2 separate regions of the Homo sapiens genome follow, and region 2 is linked to region 1. Evidence: read pairs that join two places in POLR2A ChIA-PET (ENCODE). Cell type or tissue: Panc1. All regions are shown on one strand. Links, peaks and the distances in the headings refer to the core of each region. The heading gives the core; the rest is flanking DNA. Region 1 overlaps EPC1-AS1 (EPC1 antisense RNA 1). Region 2 overlaps ZEB1 (zinc finger E-box binding homeobox 1).

Region 1 (8,343 bases), core at 76-8,075:
AGGTTCCTGAAAGTCCTAGCAGTAGAATTCATAATTGAGGAGCCTAAGATTTTAAGAACAAAATAGAGTAAGTCAAGAGTGAACCAAGGAAATGAATTATTTCTACCCTCATTAAAATAACAGTAAACAACAAAATAACTATTTCCACATCCTACATTAGTAATAATGGGTGGAGTACAAAAAAATTTCTTATTCTCTAGAGAGTCTAAAATCACCCTCCGTGGCAAATTCACAGATAAGCTTACAGATTCACTTGCCTTTTGGCAGATAATATTATATGCCTGCTAAGAGACACCTTTTTCTCATCATTCCTTTATCCGTCTCCTCAATGCTGTGGATTTCCAACTCTCAGGTCCTTCTGGGTTCCCAAGGACTCAAAGGCTGGAGTCCCAAGCCTCTTTTATAAAATTAAAACAAACAAACAAACAAAAAAACCCTTTTTTGAAATTTTTGTTTTTTAGAGACAGTGTCTCTATCTCCCAGGCCTGAGTTCAGTGTTGTGATCATGGCTTACTGCAGGCTTGAACTCCTGGGCTCAAGTGATCCTCCTGCCTCAGCCATCAGTAGCTGGGACTAAAGGTACATGCCACCATACCCTGCTAATTTCTAAATTTTTTCTAAAGACAGGGCCTCCCTCTGTTGCCCAGGCTGCTCCTGAGCTCCTGACCTCAAGCAGTCCTCCCACCTCGGCCTCCCAAAGTGCTGGGATTACAGGTGTGAGCCACTGCGTTCGGACCCATGCCTCTTTTTTATGCAGTTCACTTTTCTTCACCTTAAGGGACAGGAAGGCAGCAGTAAAGATTCAGGTTTAGTTTTCCCTAGATTCTTTTATCTGTCCGAAAGATTCCTTGAAAAAATGGTTAATCCTGTACTTTCACTTTAAAAATTCTTTTCTGTTCTCAACTTAAAATTCCTTCTTTTTCTAAGTATCCCCAACAAAAGTGATGTGAAATTCTCGATGTTGCAAACAATGTATGCTAGGGCAAAGGTGAATACCCTAACGGCAGAGGGAAACTCTTGTTTGGGAAAGGATTTGGAGTATTTAAGATAGTTTGATGTCACAAATATGTATTGGATAACCAGGTAACACACAGTACTGTCATTGTAGGGGATACAAATAAAACACTGGTAAATGGATACCCAGTTGCCCAAGTGGCAAGGCAGTATAATGAAATGCAGTGGCTATGGGAGTTCAGAAAAGAGAGCAGTAGGTCCCATCTGGGTTGATCAGACAGCATGGAGAAGCAGCATGCGATCTGATTCTGAAGGATGGCTAAGGTTTCAACTGCTCATGGGAATGAAATGCTATTATAGAAGAAAGAACATTCATGGGGGAACGCAACTGTATGAACAAAAGGGTGAGAGGCGGCAACTGTCAGGTATGATTGAGGATGAGGAGGTTTATTTGGCCGGAGTTCAGTAGGAGACTCCAACAACAAGCCAATTAGGAGATAAAACTGGTAAGAACTTGGGTGGATGGAGTAGGAGTAGAAAGTAAAGAGACATGAGTTTTCATGGTAATAATCATTACATATAATAGCACAAGAAATGTGATTTCTGTTCCAAATACAGAATTTCTACTTAACAAAAACTTAGAATATGCCAAAGGCAACTGCTCTGACACTGCATTCTGTGGTAACTAATACATTTGAAATACAGCTCTAAATAGTAGTTTATGTTCGGTATGTATCCAAGTCTTATGATTTCTTCTTTGAAATTGTTTCTGGGATTTACTTCCCAATTTCCATTTCCATTGTCTTAAACATAGTCCCAACTCTGATCACTTCACCCCTAGAAACAGCCTCCCATTCATCCTTTATTTATTCAGTCCATCCTTTATTTACTCATTCCCTCAATAAACCTTTTTAAAGCCCTCACTTTATAGGAAACTGTGCTGGTACTCTTCTGTTGGTGGCTAGTGGTAACCAAAAGTGGAAGCAGAGGCTCTGGGTCCCTGGGGCCTCACAATGCATGTCACCAAGTCAGTGTGCCAAAAACTGTACTTCATTCTGTATCTTCCCTTCCCCAAGTCATATCTTTATAACTGCTCTTGTTTTGCCCATTAGATAAAGCCAAATTTTCGAGTGTTTGGTTGTCAAGACCTCCTGTAATTTTGCCCCACTCTGTCCAACATCGTTTGTCATTATTGCTTAAGACAAGCTTTTCACTCTAGCTAGCAGTCTCATCACCATCTTCAGAAATCAGCATGTCGGCTGGGTGCGGTGGCTCATGCCTGTAATCCCAGTACTTTGGGAGGCCGAGGAGAGTGGATCACCTGAGGTCAGGAGTTCACGACCAGCCTGGCCAACATGATGAAACCCTATCTCTACTAAAAATACAAAAAATTAGCCAGGCATGGTGGTGCACGCCTGTAATCCCAGCTACTCAGGAGGCTGAGGCAGGAGAATCGCTTTAACCCGGGAGGTGGAGGTTGCAGTGAGCCGAGATTGCACCATTGCACTCCGGGCTGGGCAATAAGAGCGAAACTCCATCTTAAAAAAAGAAAAAAAATCAGCGTGTCTTTCCTGCCTCCAGGTTTTTATTCATTCTTTTGATTATTTATTTATTTATTTATTTTATTTTGAGAGATGGAGTCTTGCTCTGTTGCCCAGGCTGGAGTGCAGTGGCGTGATCTCGGCTCACTGCAACCTCCACCTCCCGGGTTCAAGTGATTCTCCTACCTCAGCTTCACAAGTAGCTGGGATTACAAGTGTGCGCCATCACGCCCGGCTAATTTTTGTATTTTTTTTAGTAAGGACAGGGTTTCACCATATGTTGGCCAGGCTGGTCTCAAACTCCTGATCTCAGGTGATCCACCCACCTCGTCCTCCCAAAGTGCTGGGATGACAGGCATGAACCATCGTGCCCAGCCATATTGATTTTTTTTTTTTTTTTTTTTGAAACAGAGTCTCGCTCTGTCGCCCAGGCTGGAGTGCAGTGGCGCAATCTCGGCTCACTGCAACCTCCGCCTCCCAGGTTCACGCCATTCTTCTGCCTCAGCCTCCTGAGTAGCTGGGACTACAGGCACCTGCCACCACGCCCGGCTAATTTTTTTTTTAATTTTTAGTAGAGATGGGGTTTCACTGTGTTAGCCAGGATGGTCTCGATCTCCTGACCTCGTGATCCACCCGCCTCAGCCTCCCAAAGTGCTGGGATTACAGGAGTGAGCCACTGCGCCCCGCCCAGCTGTATTGATTCTTTTCAGTCTGTCCTCCCTGTCCTGCCTCAGACTGTCTACCGAAATCCTATTTCACAGGAATGTTTTGGACACTAAGTAAAACAAACCATGTAAAGCACTTAGAATCATCCCTGGCCCACAGTGAACCCTCAATAGATGTAAGATATTGTTATTATTCTTCAAAATCCAGCTCAAATATCACCTCCCCCATGAAACATTGACTACTTAAACTCTCTGGGCCCTAATTTCCTAATCTGAAGCATCGGTGAGCAGTTAGGTAAATGCAAAATAAGCCTCCCCCAGTCTTTCTCATCTCTGAGCTCCTATTATGCTTTCAGTCAACAGGAAGAATAGCTACCATTTATGGAACACCTAGTATGTACTAGGTGATGCAGAAATACTTTAAATGCATTATCTCAATTTTCGTGACAGCCCTGTTAGGTATTTCCTGTTGGGTTTAGAGAGGTTGTGTGACTGGCTTATGGCCAGGAAGCTGATAAGAGGCAGTGCTTAGTATCCCTAGTATCTATCTGGCCAGACACAGTGGCTCACACCTGTAATCCCAGCACTTTGGGAGGCTGAAGCGGACAGATTACCTGAGGTGGGGAGTACAAGACTAGCCTGACCAACACGGAGAAACCCTGTCTCTACTAAAAATATAAAATTAGCTGGGCGTGGTGGCACATGCCTGTAATCCCAGCTACTCAGGAGGCTGAGGCAGAAAAATACCTTGAACCAAGGAGGCGGAGGTTGCAATGAGCCAAGATCGCGCCATTGCACTCCAACCTGGGCAACAAGAGCACAACTCCATTTCAAAAAAAAAAAAAAAAAGCAAAAAAAGAAATCCCTGGTATCTGATTCCAGAGTGCAGTCCCAGATTGAAGTGAAGTGCGAACTAGAATCGAAGAAAGAGATGTTTAAGAGGGTTGGTAATGAAGGGCAAAGAGAGAGAGAAAGGGGTAGCTATTTGAAGTCAAGGGTTTCATTGTTTTTGAAAGTAGGAGAGATGTGGGCATGTTTGTATACTAAAAGCAAAGAATCATTTAAATGGGTTAATTTTAGGGCTGTCTTTTTCTGAGCCAGGCAGGAAAGAATGACAGCCAGAATGGACAGTGATGCAAAGAGTTAAACTCTCTTTGATGGGACAACAAGATTAAAAATCATAATACTGGTTTTGGTAGCAGGAGTCCGGATTCCTCATTTCTTCAAGCATTCAACAAATATTTATCAAATGTTTACTAAGAGCTAAGGCAAGACAGTTTGTGTTGGAGAAACAATAATAAACAAGATATGGTCTCTACATCCTCACGGGACTAATAATAAAGTGAGGTACTGTATTTGTATTTAATTGGGAAAATGTGAAATTAATATCTTTAAACCATGTAAATGCACAATGATCTCTACATTAAAAAGTGATGTAGTGCAATAATTTAAAGCATTCTGCAAAAGTATGAATACTGAATACATTATCACTTGAAGTAATCATTTCTAATCATTTCTCTTAACTTCCTGCTTTTTACTTTCATAATAAGCTACATAAAGAAATGACTGCAAACAATTCTTCCACCATAACATTTAGGTAAACAAACACTGGAAGCCCTTTATAGTATGTTGTTTTTTTCATCTAGGAAATGTTGGAAAGAAAATATTACAGTTGCCTTTCAATATATTTACTAAGGTGTCACAGAAACAATATCTGAAGTACTGATTTCCTTACTGAGTAATTTGTGCATGGAGGTCTGTACATAATCTTTAAGAACTATTTTTCACATAAAATAAAATCATTCAGAATATATTTAGAAACAATATATCTGTACCTTAAGAGAATAAAGGGCAAATTATCAATCTTAGCAAACAGTAGCAGGATGGACTCAAAGTTATTTCAGTTTAACTTTATCTTCAATATGAAGTTTAACAACAACAACAAAAAAGAAATGAAAAATGCATGATTCAATACAAAAAATTAGCTGGGCATGGTGGTGGGCGCCTGTAATCCCAGCTACTTGGGAGGCTGAGGTAGGAGAATGGTGTGGACCCGGGAGGCGGAGCTTGAAGTGAGCCAAGATTGTGCCACTGCACTCCAGCCTGGGCGACAGAGTGAGACTCTGCCTCAAAAAAAAGAAAGAAAATGCGTGATTTAAACAAATGGGACTATCTGAGAATTGTAGTTGCAGCAGTATTGGGATTTAAAAAAGATGTCACACAATACATTTTAGATTTTCTATGTAATCTAAATAGAATGTCTTTACACATTTATTGTGTAAATCCTAAGGTTTAGGTTTTCTATAACCTTAGGATTTACACAATAAATGTGTAAATGTATTGGGATTTACACATTTATTGTAAATGTGTAATGTGTAACTGGCCACACAGCACAGAAGTGGGTGGCAGGCAAGCCAGCAAAGCTTCATCTGTATTTACAGCCAATCCCTAGTGCCCACATTACCACCCAAGCTTCACCCGGCATTAGATTCTCATAGGACCTCAAGCCTTATTCTGAGCTGCACATTGAGGGATCTGGGTTGCATGTTCCTTATGAGAATCTAATGCCTGATGATCTGTCACTGCCTCCCATCACTGTCCCCACATAGGACTGTCTAGTTGCAGGAAAACAAGCTCAGGGCTCCCACTGATTCTACATTATGGTGAGTTGTAGAACTGTTTCATTATATATTACAATGTAATAATAATAGAAAGAAAGTGCACAATAAATGTAATGCACTTGAATCATCCTCATAGGGGGAGCACTCCCTCCCCTGGATCCATAGAAAAGTTGTCTCCCATGAAACTAGTCCCTGGTGCCAAAAAGACTGGGGACCACTGCTGTAAATCATCTGATCTTTTCCTCACTGTGCTGGCAAGCAGTTGATACCTCTATGACAGCATTTTAAGGAGGATACTACTAGTTGCAGTTGGAGAAGTGGTGGGATGCGTGAACAGGAAACTGTTGAGAAACTGAACTTGAAAAATAATAATTTACTCCTTAGCAGAGGAACTATTCGGTAGTCTCTTCCATGTCTCATCCCAACAATTAATTTCTCAGAATAAAAGTCTATCTTAGAAAAATGTACAAATTAAACTGTATACATTTTAGAAATATTTGGTGGTATTTATCTAAACTGGATTACGTTAAATTACTGTCAACCCATTAAATCCATTGACTGGCACATACTGACAGATTACTATGTGTAGGCCAGGCATTGGTGCAAGGTTATAAATGGTAGAAAGACAAAAACAAAGAACACACTACCTTTAGTGCCTTACCCTTTTTTTTTTTTTTTTTTTTTTTTTTTTTTTTTTTGGGACAGAGTTGACCAGGCTAGAGTGCAGTGGCATGATCTTGGCTGCAACCTCCGCCTCCTGAGTTCAAGCCATTCTCCTGCCTCAGCCTCCCGAGTAGCTGGGACTACAGGCGTGCGCCACCACACCCAGCTAATTTTTGTATTTTTAGTAGAGACAAGGTTTCACCATGTTGGCCAGGCTGGTCTTGAACTCCAGACCGCAGGTGATCTGCCTGCTTTGGCCTCCCAAAGTGCTGGGATTACAGGTGTAAGCCACTGCACCTGGCCAGTGCCTTACACTTTTGAGTAGATAGACTACTTAAGCATTAGTTTTACTAAGTAATGCACATACAAATCAGTATGGTACAGATGGTACATGATGGGTGAAGGAACAAAGGAACAAAATTTAGAGAAAAATTGTTAATGAAGTAGAAACATATGTTGGAACATTTAAGTACAATTTATTAGTGGGTGGTAGACAAAGACTGTCAGGGAGGAAGGGCTTCGAGAGAGAAAATATCATGAATTGCTTTTGCTTTTATAACACGAGGAAGGAAATTCTGTTTTCTTACTGAAACTTGGGGTACAGAATTATCATCTAATAAATTAAGATTAGTGAAATAAAATGTTTTATCTTTCACTATATTTATTCTTCTCCATGACACCTTGAGTAACATTGTGCCAATTGCTTAGGTAAGCACTGTGAATCTAGTTCCCCTTCCCTTTCAGAGCAGGGAAGGGAAAGTGAATGACTGGAAGCCCATGGAGTGGGATTCTTGGTGTGAAGACTCACTCAGGGAGTGAGAGAGGAGCATAGAGAATGGAGCCCTGGGGAATACCAACATCTAGAAGATACCCAGGACAAGAACAGAGGGAGAGGCTGGGACAAGCCTGGAGACAAGCCAAATGAGGTCAGCATTTCAAGGAGGAGATCAACGAGGAGAATCAAAAAGAATGAGGAGGTCACAGTAAACCCATTTTCTTTAGGACACCGTGGGAGGAAAATAGACTCTGTGAGCTGAGCCGTGAATTGGAAGTTATAGGCCTAGTGGTGCCTGCGCACGTTGATTAAACATTTACCGCCAGGCGCGGTGGCTCACGCCTGTAATCCCAGCACTTTGGGAGGCCGAGGCGGGCGGATCACGGGGTCAGGAGATCGAGACCATCCTGCCTAACACGGTGAAACCCCATCTCTACTAAAAATACAAAAAATTAGCTGGGCGTGGTGGTGGGCACCTGTAGTCCCAACTCGGGAGGCTGAGGCAGGAGAATGGCGTGAACCCGGGAGGCGGAGCTTGCAGTGAGCTGAGATCGCACCACTGCACTCCAGCCTGGGCGAGGGAGCGAGACTCCGCATCAAAAAAATAAAAATAAAAAAATTTACCAAAGCCCCCAAAAAAGTGATTTCCCAGTACCCTCCTATAATCATTGTTTAAGTACTTGTTCACAAGAATGAGACCACTTTGAAGTCAAAAATCAGTTAAGCTTCAGGACATAGCCAGGGACACAGAGTAGCTATCATCCTCAGCGCCTCCCATGTTAGAACAGAGTACATGACGTATCTTCCAGAGTTAAAGCTGTAGAAGCTTGGAAACCAAAGACCTACATGACTTCTCTACATGAATTACTGACACAGGTAAAAGCCACATCCAGATCTTAAGATTTCTTCTGAATTTGGTTTCCCAAACACGAGACGCATAAGACAAAAAATAAGACAGTTGCACTGCAGCAGCATGTATATTGGAACGAGATAATATTTTTTGTTTCAATTGATTTATTTATAATAAGGTTAACACTTTGTGTTTCTGTTTCTTCTGGTCTTTTCTGGTTTTGTTTGTTAGTTTTGTTGTGGTTTTGACACAGGATCTTGCTTTGTGGCCCAGG
Region 2 (8,343 bases), core at 113-8,112, 960 kb before region 1:
TTAATGAGTTTAGCTATGTATATATATTTTAAAATGGAATTTATAATTATGATCATTTGGCAACCTACAGTTTTTCTGTATTTTTTCAACTTCTCAACTTCCCAGTGATGGGGGTGGATGTTGAACTAGTCACTTAAGGTTTTGGGTCTAAGGAGTAATATTTGAAACATGCAGTATTTAGAGGAGATATTTTTGTGAATGAAGAGAATGTGATTTTAAGAATACTCATGATTTTATCTAATTTCTGTTCTCAAAACTTCATTTTGTAATATAGAAGATAAGCTTGATCAAAATAGTTTGATCCCAGTATAATCTTTTACTCTTCTCTCCTCCCTTAGGACAACCTTAAACTTCCACCACAAGAGGAATATAAAGAGGTCCCTCCTGCACCAAGAAAGATCTGCAGATCTTTTTCAGTGTTCTTGGAGGTGTGGGGTGTGAGAACTTGATCAGTTTGTGTCAGCCACCTTGTTCTCTAAAGGTAAGCACTGTGTAGTGAGTGCACACTCGTGGGCCCAGGCTCCTAACCTAAGACTGGTTTTGGAATGCTCCATTGAGGGTGTGAGACCTTCAGACGTTCGCACAGAAGGGAGGCCCTACCTGTGGGTAGGACATCACACATTCATCAAGAGGTGCTTTTCGTTATTTAGAAGTGAAGCATGTCCTGGGGATGTATGGATATTTTTGTTTTGTTTTACTTTAAAAAAAATCCCAGTCATAGTAAAACCTTCCAGTTTAGTCTGCATTTATTCAGTTAATAACTGCTGGAGTTAATCAAAAATTTTTCTTGTATGTCTTGAGATATGGATTAAGAATTTTGAAACAATGACACCATTTAGGCAATCTAGTGACATAATAGCTTCAGTTGATAGAGCCAGCTGTGAAGAATTACTTTTCATGATCTTTTTGAAGCTGTATCTTATCTTTACTTCAGGGAAAGCCCCTCAAACCATTTTGTATTCTGTATTACACTTCAGAAAGTGTGGAAGCAAAGGTCATCTAATCTTTAAAAGGTATGTAATCATAAAATTTTTTATGTCAGATCTTAATTGAAAAATATTACTTAAAACTTGAAAAAATTACTTAAAATTGGCAATTTCTTTTTCGTCTTACAACTTCTTCCTGTCTTCAGGAAATGAAGAATAAATATGTTGGTTCTATCAGGGAAACCTTATGAAGGATAAGCAAATTAATGTCTGTGCTTTACTTCCAAATTCTGACATCAGAAAACCTTATTGTTAACTAATATAATCTATAGATGTCTCTCAAAATGACCAGTCTTAAATTCAAATGTCATTTGGATATCATTAATTGACTATGGAGAAGAGCAGAAGCATGCTGATTTCGAAAATGTCATTAATATTAGGATTAGGTCAGTCTTAGGCAAGAATACTTTGAATAACAAGAGACTAAATGTCTAGTAAAACATTTTAGATTGTAATTCCCAGTATTCTGTAGTATTAACAATGAGACTTAAAGTACTGGTGAAGACATTAAATTTGTCCCTTTCATTTATCTTTTCTTAAAGCTCTTAAAGTGATCCTGAAGACTTTAGTTCTACAAAATGTGAACTTCTTATGGACCATTAAAGTGGGGAGTAATCTGCTGATTTTTGTCTAGCAACCCTACCTCTGATGCAGGATAATTTTTCAAAACCGTTGTTCTTCCTATAGCTGTATAATAGAAGATATTAAAGAGGAAAAATACTTGTGTGTTTGCTGTTAGAATGAGGAAAAAATACAAATTGGACCTTTTTGAAAAACCTTGAGAACCAATTTACTTTTTTTGTATGTAAATGGTCGAGGAGTTAGAACTAGTCTTGGTTATTATAACTGCAGGTAAACTTAAAAGATTTAAATCTTCAAAACAGATATCATGTAGGTTTTATTAGAAAAGAAATATAGATTATTGGGTGTATAGAGATAATCTATATATACGTACAGTTTTTTTTAATTTTTATTTGCAAGAGCATGCTAAATATCTTAGCCTTTATAATAGCATAGAATAGAATGGACAAATATGTTATCCCTTTTTGCCAGTTGAGAAAACACTTTGAATTAAATCTCCAACCTAATGAAAATTATAAGGTGGGTTATAGAAATAACTAAACAGGTTATTATTTCTTAACCAAACTAAAGGTTTATTCTAACTAAAATACTTGTAATCTAAGAAGTCTCCCTAAACATACACCTTTTTTAAAGTGAGTTTTGTTTTATGATAGTACATATTTTAGCAACATACTTTAGAAAAGAAAAGTTTATTTCACTATCCTAGAACTCGTGTTCTAATTTCAGATCAGTTTTGTAGGATGTATAAATAAAATGGGGACCTATGAGATCTATGAGATCTTGCCGTCTGTATCTACAGTATCAAAAATAAGATCATTTCCTTAACAATTCTTATTAATAACTTATCCATCTCAATTCATAGGAGGTGACAAAATCAACTGTTGTTCTATGATTTTGATCATAGGTAGGAGGGAAAACCCAAAATAATGGTACCGAGGGCTTCTTCCATTGAAACTAATATCTGGGAGAAGATTTGATTTTCATGTGTACATATACACATACCTATATTAGTGTTTATTTCTTTTTTCTAATCATGTAAGAATTTGTCAAAGATCAGGTTTCTGATTTGTCTTTCATCGGTATCTGTATGCCACATTTTGTTTTTGTTTTTGAAGTGTTCCTAGCCAGTTCATGCTAGTCCCTACTATAAATTTTGTTTCCCTGGCATGATCATGCTCTTTACCTACTCTGGTAGCTGGAGGGAGGTGAGAGAAGCAGTCTTATGTGTTTACCGTACTGATTTTTTTTTAGAGATGGGACAACAAAGAAATTCTAGCCTTTGGAGACATCTAGACCAGCACTATATGGTACAAAGATAATTCGAGCCATAAATAGAAGCTACGTATGTAATTTTAAGTTCTTAATGGCCATATTAAGAAAATAAAAAGAGGCAAAATTAGTTTTCATTACATTTTATTTAACCCAATATATACAAAAATATTATTCCAACATATAATTAATAGAATGTTTTATGAGATTTTTTTCATACTCAGCATTCAAAATCTGTGTATTTTATACTCACAGCACATCTTATATTGGACTAGCCACAGTTCAAGTGCTCAATAGCCGCACGTGGCTAGTAGGTACCATATTCCACAGTTCAGATCTAGACAATGAGTGGAATTCTCATTTTAGCCTCATACATGCCAAAATCCACTGGATGACCCTGCGAACTCCCCTTGTTTAGAGTTTCCAAATTTAGCAGAAGGAAAAAACAAAACAAAACAGGATGTCCAGTGTAATTTGAATTTCAAGTAAATAACAAATAATGGTTTAGTGTAATTTTGTCCCATGCTATATTTGAGGCAAACTTTTACCAAAGAAGTTACTGCTTATTCGAAATTCAAATTTGACTGGGTGTCCTATATTTTATCTGACAACCCTTCTCTGGTTTAACTTGAGAAGAGGACATCATCAGGCTGCCTGGAATCTTGGAGGACTAGAAAATAGAGCATCTCTTTCTCTGCGCAGGATTTTAATAATCCTCCAAAAATCAGCCTGTAAACTAGAAGATATCTCTAGCCCATTTCTTCCTAATGACCTAGTATGTTTAAGACAGAAGAGGGGCTCAAATGGCAAGGATTTAGTCCATACATATTTAAACATTTTACATCTAAATTATTACATTAAGATATAAGGTTTACGAAATTTTACAATTTTTGAATGATTACTTGAATTTATAAAATGTAGATCATCTAACAGCACAACGCTGCTATCATTTCTCTTGAAAACTAATTCTCCTTTGACAGTAACCACAGCAGTTTTCAGGGTCTTGGCCATTTCAAGGTATTTTCCTACCATTGGTTTCCATTGCATCTGTCACATAAACCTCTGGTAGTCAAGCATGAACACAAAATACAAGGCTACTGAATGCAGGGATTAGGCTTACTTCGTTACAAGTATTTAAGTACTTGTAATTCTTAGCTCTGGTGTTGACCATTGGATCCTGACCAGTTCAGCAATCAGTCTCCTAAGAGCTTCTTTTACAGAGGAACATCTTTCCGTTTTCATTCTTTAACATTTTTAATGTATTGATTTTAGTACATTTTTGAAGCATACAGTCACCTCCTTAGTAGTGTGGATCTACCCTCAAGTGCTATAGAAGAGACTGTTTGTCTCGAAAGACAGTCATTGCACCACCTCTCTCCAGAGAATACTTTTCCTTCACAAGGTGCATGACTCAAGATGACAGGCTTACATTATTATTTATGTAGGCAGGTGGATGCCAACTGCCAGTGCAGGGTGGCATAAGTTAGCGTTCCAAAGTTAAGCTATGGTGCATTCCAAATCCATTCACACTTAGGAGAATGTACCCAAGAGTGTGGGGATGTTTTCAATTACTGCATTTCCTTCAGAGAACAAGAACCACAGGTAAGTTTGTGTGTGTGTGTGTGTGTGTGTGTGTGTGTGTGTGTGTGTGTGTGAGATCCAATAATTATTTCTAAATAAGAAATTTCAGAATTTGAAAATATTGCCCCTCCCCCAAAACAGTCACCTGAAAGGTCTCAAATATAGCTTTCGGTATATATTTTTCTTCCTCACTCTAAGAAGGAAGGTATTGGAGTTGGTGGTGATGGTGGAGTTGGGATGAGGGAGACAATTTACTGTCATTTGAAAGCTGTGAATGTCACACATTTTCATGTCTAGAAATATCCTGGGTTTATGTAAGAATCTGATTTTGCCTAACCTCTAATGTCTCAGGTATGAATTATTTTGTCAGATTAACACATCTATATAAGTAAGATGTTCAGCCTTGCTTAGCTAATGTCTTCAACAGCAATGAGTAAACTAATGAGTTGTGTCTGCATTTTTCACTTTTATTCTCAAGACTGACTTCCTTTTGTTTAAAGGCTTTTGCCTTATTTCTGAAACCATAATTTAAAGCTACAAAAGACCTGAAATATAATCTAGTACCCTTTTTACCTGGGGATCCTTGGATGGATTTCAGAGATTCTGTTGAATCCCCTAAAATTACAGTCATATTTTGTATATATGTGTTTTTACTGGGGAGAATGTCCATATTTTCATCATATTCTCAGAGGATTTCATAACAAAAAATTTGGTCGACAACCACTGTGATCTAGTCTAATGTGATCATTTTACTGATAAACTGAAGTTGAAAGAATTTAACTTATCTTCATTTGAAATTTAATACTTGTGAAAATTAAAGTTTATTTCTTTAAAATTCATACTGATTTTTAAAAGAAAAATACATTTAACTTCAACTAATTAAACTTGAAAATACCAGCCTAAATGGGAGCAGTTAGTTTGCTAATGCTTTCTTCTGTTCTGCCCTTTGAGTGGACTCTACTAGTTAACATTAAAATGGCCTTCCAATAAAGTATGAGGCTATGTGATAAGTTCTTGAAGATAGATTAAAAAGAAAAGGAATTATCCATTATAATTTAAATCCCTTTTTCTCTCTTCAAATTCTGTCTCCAAAACTAAAACTCAAGAAAATAGGTGAATAATGTTATTTTTATATTTCCAGAATATTAAAAAAGTAGGTAATTGCCTTAATAAACATTACACTGGGCATTATTGGGACAGTTTTAGGTTCTGAACCCTAGTTAAAGAAATTCTTCAGTAGCCTATATACACTTCCTGTTGGTTTTCAGTGATAAGGGCATTTTAAGGTCTTTTTGATCATAAGATGCTTTTAATGTTATAGTAGGACTTTAGAAATGGTAAGTAAGCAAGTTCTGTATTAATTAGGGAAACTAATACCTTTTTCTCAAAATGAAGGAAATATTATTTTTTCTTTTTCTTGGTACTAACCAGTAAAGTCTGCCTAGTTTAAGATCTAGTGCATTTATACCATAAACTGAATATTAGAATAAAAAGAAATATAGAGGATGTTATATAAAAGACAATTATTTTCTGAAAGGAGTAGAAAACAAGGCAACTTGGAACACTACATATATATAAATGTAAAATATATTAATATACTTTTATATAGATGATATTATATATCCATATATATATTTTTTTGTTTGTTTGAGACAAGGTCTCACTCTGTCACCCAGCCTAGAGTGCAGTGGCACAACCACAGCTCACTGGAGCCTCGACCTCTGAGGCTCAAGCCATCCTCCTGTTTCAGCCTCCTGAGTAGCTGGAACCACAGGTGTGCACCAAGATGCTGAGCTAATTTTTCTGTGTTTTTTGTTGAGACGGGGGTCTCATCATGTTGCCCAGGCTGGTCTCAAACCCCTGAGCTCAAGCGATCCTCCCACCTTGGTCTCCCAAAGAGCTGGGACTATCAGGCATGAGCCACCATGCCCAGCTGTACTATTTATATTTTTTATTTAAATTAAATTGTGCTTAAAGATTCTAAAATTTATAGTATAAAGCTCATTATAGAAAATGGTATTGACTTCTGAAACATTATAGTTTTGGTTTTGTTTTTATTCCTTCGGACATTTTCACTTAAGGTAGTTATCACTCATGCTTTTCTGCTATTATAAAAAGTGACCAGATTTTGCTTTTTTATCCAGGAAGAACAGTTTGTGAATGCCACTTGATAGGCCACCTGTGTTATTTTCCATGGGTATTTCTAACAAATAAAAAGTTATATTTTTACTTTGTATTCATCAAATTATTTTATGTTTAATTTAGAAAAGCTTAAATTCTTCTTAGGAATATTTGCAAATATTTGTAAATAGTTTTTTTCAAAAAAGTTGAGGTAGATAGATATTAAATATTTTTGTGACTTCTCATTAAAAGAAACTGAAGCAATTAGTTGACCTCACTCAATTCATTAAAACAGTGCTAGGTTCCTGGTTTTCGTGACATTAAAAACAATTCAACATCTGTGTGTAGACAATGACTAAAACTTTATGATTTTGTTTCAGAGTTTTATTACCATAGATATTGTTTAAAATAGAACTTTCAAATACATTTAAGAACCATTAAAAGTGACTTCTCCCTGTGCCTGAAAGATACATGCATGGCTTATATCTTTTTGTGTATAAACAATTTAATGTTTAACTTTTATTTCCTTTAAGTTTGCATATCAAACACTCTTAGCAATCTCATCATTTATACTGGAGTACTTAGACTTTGAAACTTTGCCACAGCTACCTGCCACGTCCTTGTATAGGATATAAGTAAATATATTCAGTCATCAAATCTATAGAGAACTGTGAGAATAGAGTGGTAAACAAAACACATTGCCTGCCCTCACAGCTAAAGAGGAGTGATGGTGGGAAAGTGGAAGTGATCAGAACCCAATCTGAGGTCAGAAAACAAAACTACAATCTATTTCAGGTTGCACAAATGAAATTTTAACTGAATCTGAGGGACATTAGATTTAATCAAACCAAATGAGAAGGCAAGGTGGTGTTTTGAGCTAAGGGCACAGCAGATGTAAGAGTCATAAAGGAAGAAGAACAAAACACATTCAAGATAAAAGACACGGAGAGAGGGAAAGATGACACTGTACGGTGAAATATCTTGCAAGTCAATATTAGATACTAGCCTTTGGGCTTTAGCTTGAGAACAGTGGGAAGACATTGACGCTCAGATTTTTTTTTCTAAAGTTTTTTATTAATGCCTAATACATATAGAAGCATTAGCATACTGCTTCGTGAATTTTCACAGACTTAGCACACCTATGTGATGAACACCTAGATGAAGAAAAACAACAATATCAGCATCCTAAAAGTTCCCCTTCATTTTCCTTCCAGTCAGTCCTGTCTCTTGCCCACCAAGGGAGACCTCTTGCCTGACTTCTCACTGTATATGGAGGATATTGCCTACATTGTACTTAATATAAATAGGGGCATACAATGTGTATTCACTTGGGTGAAGCATTACGATTATGAGATTTATCCATATTGTTGACTGTGGTTGCTAATTGTTCTCATAGCTGTATAATGTTCCGTCATATGCATGTACTACAGATTTGCATTTTTCTGAGATTGCTGAATCTGCATCATGAAGGATGGGAGGGTGTGAATTTAGTAAGCTTCACAGTAAATCTAGGAAAGAGATACTGGGGCTTGAGCTAGTGTGGTGACAATGAGGATGAAGAGAGGTGGGTATATAGAGAGATATTTACAAGTTAGAACTTAATTGGATGAGGGGATGAAGAATCATACACCAGAGATAACTCCTGGGTCCTGACTTGGGCAGGGGTTAATGGCAGTGCCCTTCATTAAGTCCAAATACTGGAGAGGAAGTGGGTTGTTGCTTGTGCTTTAGTGATACAGGGGATTAACGAATTCAATTTCTGATACAGTTAAGGCATCTGTGAAACATTGCATAGATCTGCTTT

What was found. ChIA-PET counts read pairs that join two places held together with the same protein. Peaks named below come from ENCODE experiments on the same cell type or tissue, not always from the same donor. Only the 100,000 strongest peaks of a DNase experiment are listed, where the experiment ranks them.
Region 2: POLR2A ChIA-PET joins it to region 1 with 6 read pairs; 2 of 35 experiments call an interaction of 5 or more read pairs at or near these places.

The regions. Positions count from the first base shown.
Region 1 is chr10:32,349,164-32,357,506 of GRCh38, forward strand. The region is part of intron 1 of EPC1-AS1 (EPC1 antisense RNA 1); the gene reads left to right. It also overlaps a transcript of EPC1 not described here. Among named protein-coding and RNA genes, the nearest start is that of EPC1-AS1, 6.0 kb to the left of the region's middle. In Panc1, for the core only: no CTCF peak of the experiment used is centred there; no DNase peak of the experiment used is centred there; H3K27ac peaks cover 519 bases.
Region 2 is chr10:31,386,786-31,395,128 of GRCh38, forward strand. All of the region lies in intron 1 of ZEB1 (zinc finger E-box binding homeobox 1), which reads left to right. Among named protein-coding and RNA genes, the nearest start is that of ZEB1, 72 kb to the left of the region's middle. RefSeq lists enhancers at 7,197-7,246, 7,337-7,476. In Panc1, for the core only: no CTCF peak of the experiment used is centred there; a DNase peak (open chromatin) is centred at 4,237.